Regions from separate parts of the Homo sapiens genome. Here region 1 is linked to region 2. The links are chromatin contacts, found by Hi-C or POLR2A ChIA-PET in ENCODE. All regions are on one chromosome and are shown on one strand. Each heading gives the region's core, a stretch centred on a gene start or an enhancer-like site at or near the end of the contact. The rest is flanking DNA. Distances are from core to core; before and after follow the strand shown.

Evidence for each region. A loop is a pair of places that touch in the nucleus more often than their neighbours do. ChIA-PET counts read pairs that join two places held with the same protein, here RNA polymerase II (POLR2A). Pooled maps may share reads with other maps.
Region 1: a map of CD4-positive, alpha-beta T cell shows a loop between it and region 2 (8-fold over the local background). The contact joins two enhancer-like sites. A Hi-C loop is called at or near these places in 3 of 168 maps with a recorded cell type or tissue (CD4-positive, alpha-beta T cell, naive thymus-derived CD4-positive, alpha-beta T cell and prostate gland) and 7 of 50 pooled maps. POLR2A ChIA-PET finds 5 or more read pairs at or near these places in 1 of 52 experiments (CD4-positive, alpha-beta T cell).

The regions. Positions count from the first base shown.
Region 1 is chr2:23,531,766-23,537,120 of GRCh38, reverse strand. The region is part of intron 2 of KLHL29 (kelch like family member 29); the gene reads right to left. Among named protein-coding and RNA genes, the nearest start is that of LINC02923, 150 kb to the right of the region's middle. RefSeq lists enhancers at 329-1,204, 4,068-4,127. Within about 2 kb of position 4,105, at least 2 of the 41 ENCODE cell types and tissues checked have a DNase peak (open chromatin) inside an H3K27ac peak, as active enhancers do; they include prostate gland, where a contact is called at or near this core.
Region 2 is chr2:23,450,767-23,455,491 of GRCh38, reverse strand. The region is part of intron 1 of KLHL29 (kelch like family member 29); the gene reads right to left. The region is part of intron 1 of LOC124907741 (a long non-coding RNA gene); the gene reads left to right. Among named protein-coding and RNA genes, the nearest start is that of LINC02923, 66 kb to the right of the region's middle. RefSeq lists enhancers at 1,459-1,958, 2,323-2,382, 1,959-2,460, 3,003-3,102. Within about 2 kb of position 2,196, at least 6 of the 41 ENCODE cell types and tissues checked have a DNase peak (open chromatin) inside an H3K27ac peak, as active enhancers do; they include prostate gland, where a contact is called at or near this core.

The DNA of each region.
Region 1 (5,355 bases), core at 2,856-5,355, 80 kb before region 2:
AAGTCAGACTGCAAGAAAGTGGCATCCAGGGGCAAGGTGGCGTGGGACCAGAGTAGCATGTGCACCTCAAGTTTCTGCCAAGAACAGGGACGTAACGGACAAAATGGGGATGCCAGCAGGTCCAGAACAGCCCTTTACACCACACCTGAAGGAGAGAGAGCGAGAGAGGGAGAGAGAGAGAGCGAGAGAGGGAGAGAGAGAGTGTGTGTGTGTGTGTGTGTGTGTGTGTGAGATCTGTCTTTCGCTATTTCGTTAGTAGGAAGGGAACCAGAAGTTTGTCTCAGAATGTCACTCTCTTTCCTTTACTATAGGCATGGTACCTACTTATCTACATCAACCAGAACATAAACAGTACAGAGCTTCTTTTCACAGCACAGGCTCGGGCCCTTCCAATAGATTCTTTCTTTGTCCTCCTAACGGCCTGACTGCAGCAAACCTTCACGGAGAGAGATCAGGACTCAAGAATCCAGCAGTATTTTATAAACGAAAAGGTTGGCAGCCCCCTTCACAGGCTGCTGTGCCGAGCTCTCTCTCCTCTGAGCATGGGAAGGGTTGCCTGTGAGTTTGATGGGCCAGGCCTTCTGCCATTCAAAGAACAAATCAAAAATGGTCCCTGAGGCAAAACGGGGAGAGTCAGCCTCCTTTAAACTCTCCACGGCAGGCCTGCTCAGGCCGGCACCAGCCCCCTGCTGCGACAAGTACCCGGGTATCATTCTGAATTACAGGCCAGGAGCCAACCCGCTCTGACAGCCAAGCTGCCGTCCACACAGCGTACTCTAATTTCCGCAGCTTGGAGCCCCTTGGGTCTTGAGGATGGGGTCACCCCAATCATGATGCTGGGAGTTGCTGGGGCGATAAAGTAAAATTCACCCCTCCATCATCAGCTTCAGGATACACGTTGCCCGAGAGAGTCAGATGGGAAAATCAAGTTAAACCAGTGGCGCGATATGTGGTCACCCACCTTTGTCTTGACAAAAGGACCTGGCATTTAGGAAGGATACCTGTCGCTCTGAAAGGGCCTGGCAGTCAGAGAGGGCTTCTGTTTCCCACATTTTGATTCTCAGACCAGAAACCACATCCTCTGCTAAGCAGTCCCCTGAATGATAACATTTAAAATGTTGAAATTTAAGGGGGCCAGGAGGCTGCCTTAGGCCTGGGATTCTTTCGTTGCTCTTCTTTATTCTTTTTATTGTAATCAAATATACAAAACCTAAAACCGACCATTTTAGCCATTTTATGTGTACACTTCAATGGCATTAAGTACATTCTCAATGTTGTGTAACTATCACCACGATCCACCTCCAAAATGTTTCATCTTTCCAAACTGAAACTCTGCCCACTAAAAACAATAACTCCCCTTTCCCGCCTCCCCGAAACCCTGGCACCCACCGTTCTACTTTCCGTCTCTATGAATTTGCTCTAGGTACCTCGTATAAGTGGACTCATACCATATTTATCCTTTCCTTTGTCTGGCTCATCTCATTTAGCATAATGTCTTCAAGGTTCATCTATGTTGTAGTAGGTATCCATGACTATAGCATTCCCTTTCTTTTTAAGGCTAGATAATATTCAATTGTATGTATACAACACATTTTGTGTATCCATTCATTAATTAATGGACACCTGAGTTGCTTCTACCTTTTGGCTATTGTGAATAATGCTGCTATTAACATGGGTATACAAATATCTGTTAGATTTTACATTAATTTTAATCTTCTCTTCTCCTGTGAGAGGCAGGCCTCAGCCTGTGGCCGTGTGAGGCTTGGCTCTGATTCTTTGGAGGCAGGCCAGGGTGAGGTCTCCTGGGAGAGGGTGGCGAGGCACCTGTGTGTGGAGTCCTAGCTCAGGACTTAAAGGGTTAAGTTCCACAAATGCAGAGACTGTTCTGTCTCTTTTCCTCCCAGAGCAATCCTGTGCCATGCTGGCATGAGCTGCATTTCCCAAGGCCACAGGAAGACCACAACAGGCCCCTGTATCCAGCCTGTCTGGTCAGGCCACATTTTAAAAAAATTAACTAATTTTATGGAGATATAATGTCCATAAAGTAACTGTCCAAATCTTAAGTGCACAGTCTGATGAGTTTTGACAAATGCATGCACCTGCCTAACCACCACCCCAATCATGATACAGACCATTTCCATCAGCCCAGAAAGTTCCTTTGTGCCAGACGCATTTTAGCAGCTGCTTTTAGGGCCAGTCGATACTGCTGCAGCATCAACAGGATTAGGGGATCCAAAAAGCCTGCAGGGGGTTCTAGGCTGTGAAATCCAAGATGCCCTCAGCTCTAAGTGACCAGAAAAGGCACTGTTTTTTCTTTCTAATTCTGCAGTTGACTAGTCACCCACAGTAGTCTGTCAAGGGAAGTTTTGAAGCACTGGAGCCTCAAAGAGACTGTGGGACCTCAGCTTCACTCAACAACTCAAAACACATCCACTCTATGAGCCTCTGTGCCATACACAGAGCTGGGCCCTGCTGTGGCAGGAAAGGGGCAGCTCAGTGTAGCTGGAGAGACACTGAGCAGAAGAGAAGGAAGACGGGAACTTGGGCTGGAACAGAAGTTAGCATCTGTGATGCTGCAAAGAAATAAGTCATTCTGGCTAAGGCCAAACAGGAAGGCTTCTCGGAGGTGGGGGCATTCATAGTAGCCTCTGAAAGGACGCAAAGGATTTCAATAGAAAACAATAAAGAGAGGAAAATTCCACGCTGGGAAGACATAATGTGTCAACAAAGGCATTGAGACATAATAACCATCACTTATTAAATGCCTGTTAAGGAACAGGCATTGGGCTAGGTGTTGCACAAATGTGATTTTATCTAATAAAAATAACAATGATGAGAAGGACCCTACAAGGTAAGTCATACTAACTGCAATGTGGCCAAGTGACTTCCCAGGTTCACAAAGCATTGTACCTGGATTCAACACCAGGTCTCATGATCTGAAGCCCCGGTTGTCCTGTTTCCTGTGCTGTGGGAAGAAACACGATAAAATGGGTGCTGCTCAGCGGGATGTCAGACAGGAATCCCTGGTTGCTTGGAAAGGCATCCCCGAAACCGGGGACTTTCAACTATTGGCGGGTCCTTACTTGGTTCAAATATCAATTAAAATATCAGGAGGACTATTACATACCCCAAAAAGAGCTGTGGAAACACCTCATAGCGCACACGTTTCTTTAAAAAAAAAAAAACAACAGACACCATAGGAAAGTCTCATGTATTTAAAATAAAGGGAGTTAATTAGTAAATTTGTTTTTTCTGAAAGCAGTCTTATTGATACAAAATAGCCCAAACCGGGTTCACAAAGGTTGAAAACAGAGTTAGCTTATAATTAGCATTTCAACTGTCCACAAGCGGATCTTCTAGATTGTCAGCACAAGGAAATTCTGTTCTCTTCATTGGCGTAAATGCCCCAATTCTTATTTACACTGTTAGTCCCGGGAGAGTGGGGGGTCCTCACACTGTTACAAATGCCATCACCCAGCCCAAACGCCGCACCCCATCTGCAGCTGCCAGGGAAGGAGCTTTCAGGGAGCTCCCAGGTCTCCCAGCTTTGATCTGCGAGCCAGCGCCAAGGCTCCCCAGAGGCTGCACAGAGCTGCATCTACGACCCAGGGCTCCTTGTTTTGCATCAGCTGCTTCACTCCCGGCAGAGGCTCACGTTTTCTCTGACGCCAAATGCCATGAATCCTGCTGGGCCAGGAGCTACAAGTCTCCACAGGACCCCTCCCTGCTTAGACCATCCCAGCTTTCTTTCCAAAGGGGGTAGAATGCCAGCCCCAGAGGGTGGGGGAACTCTCAGAAAAATACTTCCCTGGATGCAAGAGTCCGCATCAAACCCATGCCCTAGGACTAGCCCACAAGCAGCCACATCAGAAGGCACTGCTTACTTGTGCACACACAGATCTGCACACACTCACACATACGCATGGTTTCTCTGCTGCCTTTGACCCCCAGGCCTGCCGTATGTGTACACCTTTTCCTCCCCCAATATCTCCAAACCACTTTACGTGCTCAGGAAAAACTGAGAGACGCTCTCACACAGGGAAGCCACTGGTTGGCAGAAAATCCCTTGAACTCGTCAAAGACCAGGCCAGGCAGCACCTTCTGCTCCTCAGCTTGGGGGCCTGTGAGTTGCAGAGACGTAGAGGGAACCCTCCCCTCGGCCCCCAGGCTTTCTCACCGCCAGCTGAGCTCCTCCTCTCGGCCCACGTGCACACACAGCTGTGGGGCTGTCTCCCTTCTCAACAAAAGTTCGTCTCTCTCCAGTTGGTAGCCTGGAGCCGGGCCAATCCTCCCCTTACCCTGAACGCGCCTCGATTTGCAGAGGCCTGTGGCGAACAGTCTCCCTGCCCTGATCCTTCTCCCCGTGCAGAGGGTGTAGTGGGTGAGGCTGGGAACACACCTCCTCCCACCTGACACCCACCCCCATGCTGACCCCAAACCACAGGCCTCTAGTGAGCTCCCCACCGCCCAGGCCTCAGTCCCAAGTTAAGATAATCTTACAATCTTGTCACTCCAGTGGTGCATTCTTGAAGGAAGTGTTTTAGCTTCAAAGGAAAGTGAAAGTGAGATTTTAACATAGGAGCAAGAAAAAGTCTAACCTTGGCGATGCACATCCCACAAAGCTCCACTAGCAGGGGCCTGGGTGCCGCCCTGGGTGCTGCCCTGGGTGCAGAGGGTGCGTGGGCTCCCCATTCCCTTCACCAGCTCCCACCGTCTCCATTCTGCTTCAAGCCAAGCACACTGCAAACCAGAGTACTTTTTCTCCTTGCCAGTGAGCCGGTGTTGTCTATGTACTGCAGGAGGAGGCCATTACAGGGAGTTAATAGAGTTTTAAATTTGTTTTTAAATTTTACAATGCACTTCATCAAATTCAGTGTCTGAGCACAGCATCATGTTCAGACCAGGCAGCACATGTCAAATGGCCTCAGCCTTCCCCTCCACCCCTCTCCCACCAGGAAAGGTTAACTCTTTGGAGTAACTCCCAGGCATGGCCCCAGTGGAGCGGGTTCTGGTCTGTGGGGGGTCGTTGTGGAATAGGCCCAGTGGAAAGGCTGCTGACTTATTTGAGATGCTCTGGGCAGCTTCCATGGTCAAGGGCCGTCGAGGCTTCCACTGGGCCTTGGTCGTCCCGTTGAGGTCCCTTACTGAGGTGGCACTTGGGAGTCGTGGCGACTTGGTTCTTTCAGGTTCACATCTCTATGGTCCCAGGTGTCAAAGAGGGTGAGAAAGTATCCAGGGCACAGACGTGGAAAGCAAATAGTATAGTGCAGTCTGCTGATGAGGAACAGATGGGAGCACATTTCTGCTATTTTTCACCCAGAAGGATTTCCTTTAAGGACATGTTCAGCTGAACCT
Region 2 (4,725 bases), core at 947-3,446:
ATATCTTACATTAACTGGATTTCCACTTATTTATTTGCTTTTTAACAAAGACCTTCACTAACAACAGACCAAACCAATGTTGATAACAACAGTAATGATAAACCAACCAAATCTAGCAAAACTATTTCAACTTAAAATAGGTTAAAGTTGAAGAACATATTTTAGGCACGAGGTGTAACTCTGAATCATAATACACGGTATTTATAAAATATATTTTCAGGTAACCTTTTTACAGAGCTTTACTAATCAGTCACAAGAGGTCAAGGATTATGGAAGTGGGACAATTTTATGGGTGGGCCAAGATTTTGTTATTGATAATGTCAGCAACTAAAGACAACAGCTCTACCAGAAGGAGCCAGGCCTGAGAAGAGGCCACATTCAAGAGACATCAAAGGGTGATCTTATTTAATTCACAATAAATTTGTCTTCAGAGATGACAAACTGATTGCACAGAGGCTGCAGATGCGAGAGAAATAAATGCCCCCCCCCCAACCCACTGTTCCTGTTTCTACGAGTTGTCAAATTCAGCTGACAGCCCTTAGCCCTCTTTAATGGAAAGGCGCCACGGAATTCCATGCCAAGTGCCAAGGGGTAGACAACCTGGCTGTTTAATCTGCATTCTACACTTGGCACCTGGCATAGTGTCTGGTGGGCAGGAGGCACCGAGGAATATTTGTTGTACAAAATTTAAAAAAAAATCATTGAGGAAGAGATCTGGGCAAGGCGGGGAGAGATTGCAGAAAAAAACGCAAGAACAGAGGAATAGCAAAAAACAGGAACTACAAGCAGAGTGCTTAGCAGTCACGAGAGACTGTGCAAATGAAATAACGAAATCATTATTCAGTCCTCTGATATGATTATACAAGGAGACAGAAAAAGCTGACGAAATAACTGCTTTAAAATGTATAATCTTCATCTTGTAAAAATAAAACCGGGATTTTGTAAAGAATGTATATCAAAGTTATACAAAAACATCAAGACTATACAATTTATAGACAGATTTAAATGGAGTCTGCCTGGGGGTTTAAATAAAATCCATCCTACTAAGCATAAAAATAAAATTCGTTTTAAAACAATTACTCTGTGAAATAAAGAATAAACATACTCGTTTAATCTTTAACTAAGCTCATCCTACAATATAATCCACTAAGTCCCCTCACTATGGGACTGGAATGGGACACAGGACGTGACAGGAGGGGAGGGGAGGTGACAGGCTGAGTTCTGAGGCAAGGCTGTGTCCAGATCTCAAGGGGCCGGGGCGGGAGGGTCAGGGGCCCAGCTTTCTCCTCGGGCAAGGAGAGCCAATTGAGGTCTTAAAGGAAGAACTGACTCAATCGAATGTGTATTTCAAAAGATGACCCACAGGTTAAAAGTCCCTAATGAAAAAAGTAGCCATCAGCTGACACAAATACAACACAATTAGGCTAGGCTCTTCAAAGCAGACCTGGCCTCCTCATTTGCTGTTTTAATGGGCATTTAGTCAGCAAGCGGACCTTGGGTCCCGGGTGTAAGGCTCACTGCCCTGGTTTCAAACGCTGTAAAATCCCCTGGACACAGAAAGTCTCCTCAAATGCAGTTCTAAAACCTCCTCCCCATTTTTAAAGGGTAAATGCAGGTTAAATAAAAAGTGCTAGAGTTTGCCCATTGTAAGTTACCAGTGAGCCCGAATTTTCTTCTAAAAAAAAAATACAAAACAAAATACCAAGTCCCTCTTATTTTATGATCTTGCTTTTTCTAAATATTCATATAAGGTGACCTTTTCAAAGCACGGCTTGGAACTGAAAACATGCTGATAATAAATCGTGTTTCTCTGGCTTAATTGAAGCCCTGCCTTAGCCCGGAGTCAGGGCCGCTGCCGTCCATTTCTCAGGGTGCCCAGAGAAGCAGAGCTCAGTGGGCATCCTGGGGCTGCCAGAACCCAGCAGGGGCTCCGGCTCCAGGGGAAAGGTCCCCCCACTGCACTCCCAGCAAGGTTGTTCCTTCAAGGTGAGCTCTTTCCCCAGAATTCCCATGTGGCAGGAAGGAAAATGCTGCACCCACACTTCTATTTTCAATCGCATTTCTGAAAAGCCTCAATGTGGGAGATGCATTGTTAGCAAAGTCCCACAGCTTCAGGGGAATCCTGCCTGTGGGCCCTTGGCTGGCAACCGCTGCATTTTTCTGTCACACAGGACAGGTAGTTCCCGGGCAGAAGAAGACACAGCTCCTGTGACGTGGTGACTGAGCTACGGTGTGGTTACATCAACCAGCTGTTTATGGTGGGGCCAGGGAGTGTTTGCCAGAGAATTTTCAGAGACACTGTCTAAACCCTCAAGTCAATAAGAACATCGTAGGCATAGACAAGAAACGTTTTTTAAAATTTACTTTTACTTTTTTTTTTTTTAATGAAACATACACTCCTATAAAAGGAGACAACACAGTTCTTGTTCTTTAGAAGTTTACGGTCTCTCAGGGGAGGCAAACCCAGACCCAGACATGGAAAAGACATAAAAACACACAAAGAAACCACAGTCCCAGCATAAAGGAAGTGGTTATGTGGAAGCGCAGCTCAAGTGCTGGGGGATGTGTGTGTGTGTGTGGGCGGGGGGGTGACCAGTCTTCAGAGTCCCTCAACAGAGCCCACTTACTCTCCTAAAGTTCTAGCACCTGAAGACAGAAAGAAGAACGTTCCAAAAGCAAGCCAGTAAGTATGTCAGCGTTGAGGGATACATTTTTCTTTATTTTATCTGGTGGCCTTTCTAAATGTGTTGGTGTCATTTTTACAGTTAACAATGTAAATGCACTGCTGTATATCAGTATATAAGAGATACTTCTAGAAAGAAGACCAACAGGGACAGTGGCTCCTCTCAACGAGGGCTGTGATTATGCTCAGAGTAAAAATTACTGAGGACACAAAGGCGGGGCTGATGGCATGAGTGAACCTGGCAGTCACCCTCCAGTGACGTTCCCAGAACTATTTCAGAGGCAGATGTCACTTTTCTCAGCTTCCCATCTGACACGGTTTGGATGTGTGACCCCTCCAAATCTCATGTTGAAATGAGATCCCCAATGTTGGAGGTGGGGCTTGGTGGGAGGCATTGGACCCTGGAGGATCCCTTGTGAATGGCTCGGCACCATCCCCTTGGTGATGAGTGAGTTCTTACTCAGTTCATGAGACTGCTGGCTGTGACAGTAAGGCATGATGGCTCACACCTGTAATCCTAGCACTTTGGGAGACTGCGGTTGGAGGATGACTTGGGCTCAGGAACTGGAGACCAGCCTGGACAACACAGTGAGACCCCATCTCTAAAAAAAAAAAAAGAAAAAAATTTTTTTTTCTGGGCACGGTGGGACATGCTTGTGGTCCCAGCTATTCAAGAGGCTGAGGTGGGAGGATCAACTGAGGGCAGGAGATTGGGGCTTGAATGAGATGTGATCGCACCACTGCACTCTAGACTGGGTGAAAATGCAAGACCTATTTCAAGAAAAAATAAAAATAAGAGTGGCACCTCCCCCTTCTCTTGCTCCCCCTCTCGTCATGTGACAGCCTGCTCCCTCTTCGCCTTCTGCCCTGATTAGAAGCATCCTGAGGCCTCTCCAGGAGAGGATGCCAGTGCCATGCTTCCTAGACACCCTACAGAACCATGAGCCAAATGAACTCCTTTCTTTATAAACTACCCAGCTTCAGGTACTTCTTTATAGCAACTAAAGAATGGACTAGTACATTACCCAATAGCAGGCCTGTGGGCCAGTTTTCTGGGTCAACGTTGATCCCTTCTACTATTCCTGTTAACTTAAACCCTGAGGAGTAAAATGGACTAATGTGCCCGTCCAAAATCCCTCCGTCTCCCACCTGGAGGACACTCACAAGGAAACAGCTGCTTTCACTGGGAGCTGGGGAGAAAAACTTTCTATTCCCTTAAAGGCAGAACCTCAGAGCCTCAAGTGGGGCCATGAGGCTGCCTTGGGAAGAGGGAGATGCAGGAGGCTCTAGACTTGGGTGAGAGCTTGCAAGGCGCATGCACAGCTTCCCAGTCCCCATGACCCAGGTGCAATTCATATGGGAAGAGCTGTCCACACTGCCACTGATGTTTGCTGTGGGAATGAAAACAAACAAGCAAGGCTCCCCAAACAGAGCTAGAAAGGCCTTCAGGGAACACAGGACAAGAAAGATGATGAGAACTCACATTCCCTGGGTCCCTACTGTGTTCCAGGCACAGCTCAAATACAGCCTTTACATGGATTTACCCAGGGAGTTCTATGGGAGTGATCACTGGAATTCTCTCTGTATTAAGATGAGGAGACAGACACAGAGAGGTTAAGTCACTTACCTAAAAACAAACCAGTTTTTAGGTAAGTGGAGTAGGATGTGGAGCCAGGATTCAAACTCAGCCATCTGGCTTCAAAGACAAACTTAAAAAAATTTCCTTAGTTTATGCTAAGTGAAAGAATTAAGTCACAAAAGACCGCATTATTGTATAATTCCATTGATATCCACTGTCCAGAACAGGGAAAGCTATAGACATAGAAAGTGGATCTGTCAGAAATCTGTTTGAGTGAAAAAGAAAAAAACAATAGATTAGTGGTTGCCAGTGATTGGGGGAAGGAAAAATGGGGATTGACTGCTAATGTGTATGGGGTTTCTTTTTGAGATGATGAAAATGCTCTAATATAAGCCATAGGGATGGTTGCACATATCTGTGACTATATTAAAAACCACTGAATTGTATACCTTAAATGGGTAAA